Linked DNA regions of Homo sapiens: region 2 is linked to region 1. The links are chromatin loops, found by intact Hi-C in ENCODE. Cell type or tissue: GM12878. All regions are shown on one strand. Each heading gives the region's core, and the rest is flanking DNA. Links, peaks and the distances in the headings are about the cores only.

Evidence for each region. Peaks named below come from ENCODE experiments on the same cell type or tissue, not always from the same donor. Only the 100,000 strongest peaks of a DNase experiment are listed, where the experiment ranks them.
Region 2: it touches region 1 in a loop (3-fold over the local background); 14 of 110 quality-filtered maps call a loop at or near these places.

What each region holds. Positions count from the first base shown.
Region 1 is chr20:48,902,001-48,907,377 of GRCh38, forward strand. No RefSeq gene overlaps it. Among named protein-coding and RNA genes, the nearest start is that of ARFGEF2, 17 kb to the right of the region's middle. In GM12878, for the core only: a CTCF peak has its summit at 3,219 (motif pointing left); a DNase peak (open chromatin) is centred at 3,195; H3K4me3 peaks cover 438 bases; H3K27ac peaks cover 307 bases.
Region 2 is chr20:48,844,232-48,849,608 of GRCh38, forward strand. It overlaps a transcript of PREX1 not described here. Among named protein-coding and RNA genes, the nearest start is that of PREX1, 19 kb to the left of the region's middle. RefSeq lists an enhancer at 2,483-2,762. In GM12878, for the core only: no CTCF peak of the experiment used is centred there; a DNase peak (open chromatin) is centred at 2,800; H3K27ac peaks cover 2,012 bases.

The sequences.
Region 1 (5,377 bases), core at 227-5,226:
ATTACAGGCATGAGCCACCACCCCAGCCTGTTTTATTTTTCTATTGAGATATAATACACATATGTCAAAATTACCCTTTTAAAGTGTACAATTCAATGGTTTCTAGTATATTCACAGAGTTGTGTAACCATCACCACAATCAATTTTTGAACATTTTCATCACCCCAAAGGACACTTATACCGATGAGCAACCACTCCCATTTAACCCCTCCTCCCATCCTCTGGCAGCTGCCACCTGCTTTTTGTTTCTATACATTTGCCTGCTCTGGGCATTTCATGTAATATGTGGCCTTTTGGGTCTGGCTTCTTTCATTTAGCATCACGGTTTCAAGATCTGTCCATATTGCAGCATGTATCAAGGCTTCACGCCTTTTTGTGGCTGGATAATATCCCATTGTATGGATAGACCACACTTCATTTATCCTTCCATCCATCCATGGACATTTGGGCTGTTTCCACTGTTTGGCTATTGTGAATAACGCTGCTATAAACATCCATTTTTTACGAGATTGTGTGTGTGTACCTTGTACCATTTTCTTGGGTGTATATCTGGGAGTGGAACTGCTGTGTCTTATGGCAATTTGGTGTTTCCTGAGGATGGCTCTGCTTTGAGGACTGTGCTGAAAATGGTGGGACAACAGTTTCCAGCCTCTTGGACTTCTCAAAGGCAGTAAAAATTCTTAAAAATAAAATGAATGATTGGGCAACCGAAATAAGATGGTCTACTTTTTATATTGCCAAGTAAAGACTACAGGATAAAATAAAATTAAAGAAATATTTTTTCCATTACTTCACAGTAAAAGAACATTTTAACCACCAACATCACTACCCCCAAAAAGGAAAGGAGATTAATATATTAACATAAATGGTAGTTGTTTAAGTTTACTTTCATGAAAATTTCACTACATGCCTGTGTGTTCCCCCATAGTACCAGGAACTGATAAACAAAGAAGCAAACGACCTCCTCACCATCTACAGTCTAGCCAGGTGATGGTGGGGGGGGGGGCGGAGAGAGAAAGAGAGAGAGAGAGAGAGAGAGAGAGAGAGTGTGTGTGTGTGTGTGTGTGTGTGTGTGTGTGTGTGGTCAGAGGATGTCGGATGTCAGATATCCCAACTCTAAGGAATTCTGAGATGTGTAAAAGGGATTGTTTTGCCCAAAGGAGGTTTTCAGGCTCTGAAAAGAATAAAATCCCAGGATAACTGCTTTAATGGAGGCACAAGCAACAAGAGAACCCCAAGACAGAAATTAGTTCTGATTGGCTGGGAACGGTGGCTCACACCTATAATCCCAGCACGTTGGGAAGCCGAGGCGGGCGGATCACATGAGGTCAGGAGTTCAAGACCAGCCTGGCCAACATAACGAGACCCCATGTCTACTAAAAATACAAAAATCAGCCAGGCGTGGTGGAGCACACCTGTAGTCCCAGCTACTCAGGAGGCTGAGGCAGGAGACTTGCTTGAACCTGGGAGGCAGAGGTTGCAGTGAGCCGAGATCACGCCACTGCACTCCAGCCTGGGCGACAGAGTGAGACTCAGTCTCAAAAAAAAAGAAGAAAGAAATTAGTTCTGATCATGGGAAAACCAGGTGAGTAGCAATGATCTCAGCAGGCTGAGATGAATTCTATGCAGCCACAAGTCTGGGAGATAATGTTTACCAGACCAGAGAGAATCTGTAATTCCTACGGCCTTGGTACCTTCAGGAATAGAGAGATTCTATTGCCAAATAATGACTTCCAGGTGGTGCATTAATGACAACAGTGGGTAGTTTTGGTCCCCTCTGCCGCTGGGCCCAGGGGACTCTGGGAACCATCACCCTTGGTGGGATCTGGCTTGGGAGTTGGCCCTAAATCGCCTGCCATGGGAGCGGGTTTAGAGGGGAAGCAGTGGCCCCCCAGGAGGTCAGGGGTCCTAGAGTCATCTAGAAGAACAACAGAAAGAAATACCTAGGGCAGGTCAGGCGCGGTGGCTCACGCCGGTAATGCTAGCACTTTGGGAGGCCAAGGTGGGCAGACCAGCTGAGGTCAGGTGTTTGACACCAGCCTGGCCGACATGGCGAAACCCCGTCTCTACTAAAAATACCAAAAAAAATTAGTTGGGCATGGTGGTGGGCGCCTGTAATCCCAGCTACTGGGGAGGCTAAGGCAGGAGAATTGCTTGAACCCGAGAGGTGGAGGCTGCAGTGAGTCATGATCGTGCCTCTGCACTCCAGCCTGGGCGACAGAGCAAGAATCTATCTCAAAAAAAAAAAAAAAAAGGGCCAGGCACAGTGGTTCATGCCTGTAATCCCAGCACATGGGGAGGCCAAAGTGGGAGGATCACGAGGTCAGGAGCTCAAGACCATCCTGGCTAACACGGTGAAACCTCATCTCCACTAAAAATACAAAAAATTAGCTGGGTGTGGTGGCACGTTCCTTTAGTCCCAGCTATTCGGGAGGCTGAGGCAGGAGAATCACCTGAACCCGGGAGGCGGAGGTTGCAGTGAGCCGAGAAGGCGCCACTGCCACTGCACTCCAGCCTGGGCGACAGAGCAAGAAAGAAAGAGAGAGAGAGAGAGAGAGAAAGAAAGAAGAGAAAGAAAGAAAAGAAAGAAAGAAAGAGAGAGAGAAAGACCTAGGGCAGCAGACACCAGGCTTTGGTCTGTGAGGCTCTGATACCCCGCCCCCCACAAGCTGCTGAATGTCCTTGGAGAATGAGAGGCGAGGGGATGGGAGGCAATGGGGCTGAAATCACTTCTAGGAAGGAACTACCCTCTGTGCTTTCCCATCAGGCAACTGAAGGAGCAAGTTCCCGGGGCTGGAAGCACAGCAATGAGAGGGAAGCACAGAGGTCACGGGTGACAGTGGGGAAAACGAGGCAGCAGTGGAAATGTATCAGAAGCAAAATGTGCTGGGTTTTGCCTAAGGCTAGCAATGCAAAACAAATCAGGAAAGTCCCCTGGACTTCGTGAGGTGGGCTCAGGCACACATGGAAAATTGTGGTGAGGGAGGAGATTTTTTCCTAATTAGCACTGAGGGATCCAATAAGCCAAACCTTTTTCACACATGACATAGCTATCAGATTTTATCCCGGTGCCAGGGAAGCTCACGAGAATGATTCTGAGACAAGATGATGAAGCCAAAATCTTTCCCCCGGCTTTTTTTTTTTTTTTTTTTTTTTCTAAAGTGTAAAACAGGACCAGGTGGTGAGTCTAGTTGAACTGCTCGAGCATTGGTGCTCTCTGGTGGCCAATATAGAAATTGCATTGGCAGCGGTGCAAAAGTTTTCCTTTTTATGAAAAAAGTCAGATAATCTAAGAGGTGTTGCAGAAGCTAGCATTGCTTAAGAGGGATGTTTATTGGAAGGTGTAATCTTGGAGTTAGAATCTTTAACATGCTTCTTCTGAAACCAGCTTTTCCTCGTTCTCTGTCTTGGTAAATGGCCTGACCACCCATTGTTCCCCAAGTAAGAAACGTGGGGGTCACACTAGACACCTACTCTCCCTCATCTTCACACTCAGGCAGTCCCTGAGGCTTGTGCCCTTAACTGTCTAAATTTGCCTTTTTCTTCTTCTTTTTTTTTTTTTTTTCCTGAGACGGAATCTCATTCTGTCACCTGGGTTGGAGTACAATGGTGTGATCTCGGCTCACTGCAACCTCCACCTCCCGGGTCAAGCGATTCTCCTGCCTCAGCCTCTGGAGTAGCTGGGATTACAGGCATATGCCACCACGCCCAGCTAATTTTTGTATTTTTAGTAGAGACAGAGTTTCACCATGTTGGCCAGGCTGGTCTCCAACTCCTGGCCTCAGGCGATCTGCCCACCTCAGCCTCCCAAAGTGCTGGGATTATAAGCGTGAGCCACCATGCCTGGCCTTTTTTCTTTATTTCTTTTTTCTTTTCTTTTCTTTTTTTTTTTTTAAAGTTTGGGTCTGCTCTGTCACCCAAGCTGGAGTGCAGTGGGTGACAGAGCTCTCTGAGACCTCAAATTCCTGGGCTCAAGCAACAGTCCCACCTCCGTCTCCAAAACCACTGGGATTACAGGTGCAAACCACTGGGATTACAGGTGCGAGTCACTGGGATTACAGGTGCGAGCCACTGGGATTACAGGTGCGAGTCACTGGGATTACAGGTGCGAGTCACTGGGCCCTGCCTACCTAGCATCGCTTCTGTCATATTCTGTTAGCAACACTCTCCAAAGCCCAACCAGTTTCAAGGGGAGGGGATGTAGACCTCACCTTTCAATGAGAAGAGTGTCAACGAATTTGTGGACTTTATTTCAAAACAGCCACAACAACTAATTCCTGATAAAAACTGAAAATATGACATAATAAGGCTTTAACCACCCCCACGTTTGTTTATGTGTTTATGATCTGTTTCCCACGCTACAAATTAAGCTTGATGAGGGTAAAGACTTGGGCATTTTGCCCACTGCAGTGTCCCTGAGGCCAAGGACAGGGCTGAAGAATTACACGGTGATTAGATCAGAGGAAATATCACCGTCTCCCCTCCTCCTGTCTATTTTAGGCCAAAGCATCCTTCAACATCCAGCTCACAGCTCTTCTCCGTGGTCTTCTAAACTCCAGTTTTTCTTTGCCTATTCACCTGAGGGTCACTTTGTGCTATACTAAGTTGTCACGTCTTAAATTACAGCATCCAGTATTACCAGTTCAGCTGCTGGAGCCTGACACCCTGGACCCAAATCCCAGCTCTCATGTGAACCAGCCATGTAACCTTGGACAAGAAACCTCAGTTTTCTCTTCTGTTAAATGGGGGAAATATTGGGGATTTTGTAAGGATTCAATGAGCCAATTTAAGTAAAGCACTCAGAACAGTCCCTGGCCTATAGGAAGCACCAGAGAAGTAGTGTTAGCCACTATTGCCTCTTGTATCTCTGCATTGTAGGGTTCTTTATCCATCAATTTTTTCTTTCTTTCCTTCTTTCTTTCTTTCTTTCTTTCTTTTCTTTCTTTTTCTTTCTCTTTCTTTCCTTCTTCCTTCTTTCTCTCCTTCCTTCCTCTTTCTTTCTTTTTCTTTCCTTCTTCCTTCTTTCTCTCTCCTTCCTTACTTCCTTTCTTTCTCTCCTTCTTTCCTTCCTTCCTTTCTCTCTCTCTCTCTCTTTCTTCCTTCCTTTCCTTTCTTTCTTTCTTTCTCCTTTTCTCTTCTTCTCTCTCTCTCTCCCTCTCTCTTTCTCTTTCTTTTTTTTTTTTTGAGTCAGAGTCTCACTCTGTCACCCAGGCTGGAGTGCAGTGGTGTGATCTTGGCTCACTGCAACCTCCGCCTCACGGGTTCAAGCGATTCTCCTGCCTCAGCCTCCTGAGTAGCTGGGATTACAGGCATGTGCCACCACACCCATCTAATTTTTGTATTTTTAGTAGAGACGGGGTTTTGCTATGTTGGCCAG
Region 2 (5,377 bases), core at 231-5,230, 58 kb before region 1:
TGCTTTTTGCAGGAAATATTTGGGATACCCTGTACCCCCCATTCCCTTGCACGGCCATGTTCTACTGGCCTTCTCTGGCAGCAGATATGTGCTCAGACTCTATCTTCTACACCCATTGAAGACACCATTGGTTGCAAACCAGCAACATTTTCCCCTTCTCCCTATTGAAACCCCAAGTTTGGCCACCATATGCTTCTGGAGAGAATGAACCCTCCTCACCCCCAGCAGGCAGATCTTAATGAAATTCAGCCAATCATGAAGAGGCATGTGACTCATTTCTAACCAATAAGACTTGATGGAAATCTGCTGGAGGCTTCAGGGAAGGTCTTCTTCCCTCTCAAAACAAGATACAGGAAAGGAAAGTGACTTGTTCTGCTCTTGTGGCTTGTGGATGTTGTTGTGACAGCACGATGTCTAGGGGCTATGGCAGCCAACTTGGACCCACGAACGGAGACCGTGCCATCATGGTAGATGGAAAGATGCAAGGAACCTGGATCCTCAATGCTGCTCTTGAGCCGAATTACCCAACCCTGGGACTGTCCTATCTCAGGACACATTGCATAAAACACATTGGGTTCAGTCTTCATTTACTTATAGCAAAAGTCATCTTGATGGATATACTGCTTGTATGGTAAAACTTCCAGAAACATGACTCCAGCTATAACCTTCTTTCTCACATCACTCCAGACCTACGTGGGATGTTTAATGGACATCTTCCCAAGCAGTCCTACAAGCACTTTAAAAATGTGTCCCAACTTGAATCAATTATCTGCCACATTCCCCAAAAGACTTTTATTCACTAGATAAATGGCATCGCCATCTATGTGATTTCTCTCATGAGTGATCCTCAAGTCTTTTTTCCATTCCTTTATTCATTCATGTAACGAACTCTCATTTACTAAGCTCCTCTATGCACTGGGCATTATGCAAGATGTAGGGGATAACACAGTGACTAAGACAAAGTTCCATCCCTCGTGAAGCTTATATTTCCGGTTAGAGGGAGATATTAAACAATTAACCCATAACTGACAGCAGCTAAGAAATAAACAGGATGTTCTCATAGAAAAATACAGGGAGGCACACACCTAGATAAGGTGATCAGGGGAGGCTTCCATAGGCAGGTAATAAATAAGCTGAGATCTAAATGCACAGCCAAAACCAACTCTGCAAAGCATGAGAAGAGTTTTCTAGGCTGGGCGCAGTGGCTCACGCTGTAATCTCAGCACTTTGGGAGGCCAAGGCAGGAAGATTGCTTGGGGCCAGGAGTTTGTGACCAGCCTGGGCAACATGACGAAAAGTGTCTCTACAACATACAAAAAAATTAGCCAGGTGTGATGGTCCATGCCTTTAGTCCCAGCTACTCTGGAGGCTGAGGTGGAAGGATCACTTGAGCCCAGGAGGCTGAGGTTGTAATGAGCCGTGACTGTGCCACTACACTCCAGCCTGGGTGACAAAGCAAGACCTTGTTTCCAAAAAAAAAAAAAAAAAAGAGCTTTCTAGGCAGAGGAAATAGCAAGTGCAAAGGCCCCAAGGCTGGACCAAATTTGAGCTTTCCAGAAGCCGCGAGGAGGCCAGTGAGGTGGTAATGTGGAGACAGGCAGATCCAGCAGGGCCTCAAAAGTGATGTGTGGATTTTATGCTAAGTGCAGTGGGCAGCCAGGGGAGGAATTTAAACAAGGATGTAACATGATGTGACTCAGGTTTTTAAATGGTCTCACAGGCTATTGCATGGACGATGGCCCATAATAATAAAAATGATCACAGCTAACACTTTGATAGTAGATACTGTGTGCCAGGCATTGTTCTAAGCACATTCCGTATATATTAACTCATTAAGTCCTCCCACCGACCCCATGAGGTCAGCACCATAATCATTCCCATTTTATTGATGAAGAAACTGAGGCACAGAGAATTACAGAAACTTGCCTACGGTCACATAGCCAATAAATCAAAGCCTGGCCTAGAGGAAACAAGGAGACTAGCTACAGGCTGTGGTGCATGTCCAGAAAGGGGGCTGCAGGCAGTGGGGCTTGGATTGGCCCAGGGGAGAAGTGCAAGGGAGGATCCCGCATATAATTTCACGGCGGAGAGGAAAGAACTTGCAGGTGGTCTTATCCTCTGTCCATTCTCACTCCTTTCTCCAGCAGGTTTTTGAACTTGACTTCTGGCTTGGTGGTCTCCCAGCCCACCTTATATTAATAGATGGGGATGTCCTCGCTGTCTCCTCCCCCACCATCCTGCTGTCTGGCACCTCGTTCATCTCACACAACCACTCCCCTTGAAAACAGCCCGACCCTCCTACAGTACAACAGTCTCCACCTTGGTCTTGCCCTGCCCACTCCACACCAGAGATTAAAAGCCAGGCAGCCGCTCCTGGCGGTCAAAGGAGAGCACTTTGTAGACGCTCCCTGGACCCCAGCAAAACTTCTATTGTGTTGCTGGAGACAGAAACAATGCCAGTGGCCCAGTTGCTCCCCAGCCAAAGGTGGCCCCAGCAAACAGTCTCCCAGCCCCATGGATGGGGTGCCTGGGAGTGTTAACAGAGCTCCCTCGGGGACCAGAGGGCCAGGAGAGAAGCAACATGTGCCTGCTGGACACTCCCGTCTACAGCCGGCTGCAGCCCCCACCCACCCACGTGCCTCACTCTAGGCGAAGAAAACCCAAAAGTAGGAGAGGACAGGCCAGAGATGGCTGCTTGACCTTTCAAGGGGAGGCAGGAGTTTCTACAAAGCCTCTGGGAGTCCCCTAAGTATGTGTTCCTACCCTCCAGGGGCTAGGAGGTCACCCTCTCAGTTCCTCATCAGCCTGGGATAGGTTCAGCGGTGGGTGGAAAATATGACCAGCAAGGGGCCTACCCACACCCGGGGCCTGCTTTGGGGCTTTCTTAAAAAGACAGTGCTAGGATCCCAGACCAACAAGACACCTTGTGCAAAGCTCTGTGCTCTAGGCTCTCAGAGAATAGGAAAGCACCCTGTCCTTCTGGGTCAGAGTGGAGTTAAGATGAGTTATGCAGAGGCAGAGATTTGGGGGAGAGATCAAGGAATACTTCATGGAGGAGGGGGCCTTTGAGAGTGCTCTGAAAAAACTGAGAGGATTCCTTTCTTTGCCCTGCCCTCCCTCTTCCTTCTCTTATAAAAAAAAAAAAAAAAAAAACAAACCCTCCCCAAATGACTAATAAATAAAAGACACACAAAAGAGACACATATGCTTTATCTATAATGTATAGGCCGTGTTGTTTTTGAAACTCTTTTCTGCTCTGTAAAGGAATGTGTGTGCATCACGGAAACCTTGGAAAACCCAGAGCAGCATATAGAAGAAAATGAAAATTGCCTCTATTTCCACCATATAGAGATAAAACACTCTTAACTTGTCAGAGTATTCCTTTCCAGGCTTTGGTGGTGTTTTTTCATATTATTACTAAGGTGAAATTTACTTGCAGTGAAATGCACATGTCTGGAATATATGACTCAATGCATTTTGACAAATGTCTACACCCGTGTGTACACCCTTCCAATCGAGATCTAGAACATTCCCCTCACCCCAGAAATTTCCCCCGGGTCCCCTTCCAGTCAGCCCCCATCCTTCTGATTTCTATAAATTAGTTTTGCCTGCCATGTAATTGGAATCATGTGCTATGTGCTTTTTTGTGTCTGGTTTCTTTCACTCAACATAAACAATGTTTTTAGATTTCTCCACGTATCAGTAGCTTGTTCTTTTTCATTGTTGAGTAGTGTCCCATTGTGTGGATAAATCACAGTGTGTTCATCCTGCAAGAATCTTTTGGGTTGTCTCCACTTTGGGGCTATTATGAAAGAGCCACTTATAAATATTGGCCAAGTCTGTGCATGGATGTAGGTTTTCATTTTTCCTGAGCAAATACTTAGGAGTGGGATAACTGAGTCATATGATTAACTTTTATGAGAAATTGTCAACAGTTTTCCAAAGTGGTTGTACCATTTTATATTTCCACCAGCACTATATGAGGGTTCCAATTTCTCGATATCATTACATTTTTTCTTTTTTTTTTTTTTGTTTCTTTTTGAGACAAGCTCTCGTTCTGTTATCCAGTCTGGAGTCCAGTGGCACAATTGTGGCTCACTGCACCCTCAACCTTTCAGGCTCAATTGATCCTCCCACCTCAGCCTCCCGAGTAGCTGAGACCACAGGTACACACTACCACACCCAGCTAATTTTTATATTTTTTTTGTAGACAGAGCATTTTGCCATGTTGCCCAGACTGGTCTTGAACTCCTGGTCTCAAGCAATCTGCCCGCCTCATCCTCCCAAAGTGCTAGGATTACAGATGTGAGCCACCACACCCGGCCTATTATTACTTATTAATTACACAAGTAATACATGAGTATAGTCTCCTGCAAGGCTAAAATACCTTTGGATAACCACCTGGCACCCACCAGTCCCCCCAGAATAACTACCATCAGCAGTTTGGGATGCTGCTTCGCAGACGTTTGCAGACCTTTTCTTGTACATTTATATGTATAGATATATAACATTTTTAGGGGGGGTGGTTGGAGTCTCGCTCTGTCGCTCAGGCTGGAGTTCAGTGGCGGGATCTCGGCTCACTGCAACCTCCGCCTCTGGCATTCAAGGAATTCTCCTGCCTCACCCTCCTGAGTAGCTGGGACTACAGGCACACACCACTGTGCTCAGCTAATTTTTGTGTTTTTAGTAGAGACGGGGGTTTCACCATATTGGTCAGGCTGGTCTCGAACTCCTGACCTCAGGTGATCCACCCACCTCAGCCTCCCAAAGTGCTGGGATTACAGGCGTGAGCCACCATGCCTGGCCTGATATATTGACTGTGCCACTGCACTCCAGCCTGGGAAACAGAGGAAGACCCTGTCTCAAAAAAAAAAAAAGGAATGTTTGTGCATTGCTAAAACCTTGGAAACCCGGAGAAGCATGTAGAAGAAAATGAAAATCACCTCCATTTCCACCATGTAGCTTAAACATCCTTAACATGTCAGAGTATTCCTCTGTTTTCTATAGATATATATATACATATCACTATATATGTGTGATTATATATGTGTCTCCATAGAAATAAACAAAACAATACTAGAAACAAATACAATACTAGAAACAGAACAATACTATGTGTCTTCTATGGATATATATATAGTATTGTTTTGTGGTGACTCTTTTTACAAAAATCTTGCATTATATATTTCTTCATTGTACTTACCACCCAGGCCGTATTGTTTGATTCCCTGCCTAGGATGTTAGCTCAGCTGGGGCAGGGAATTTGTTTTGTTCACTGCTAGATTCCCAGTGTCCAGCATAGAGTGGCTGCTCCATCAATATCTGTGGAATGAAAGGATAGTGGACATATTGTTCTGCAATTTGCTGGCTTCACTCT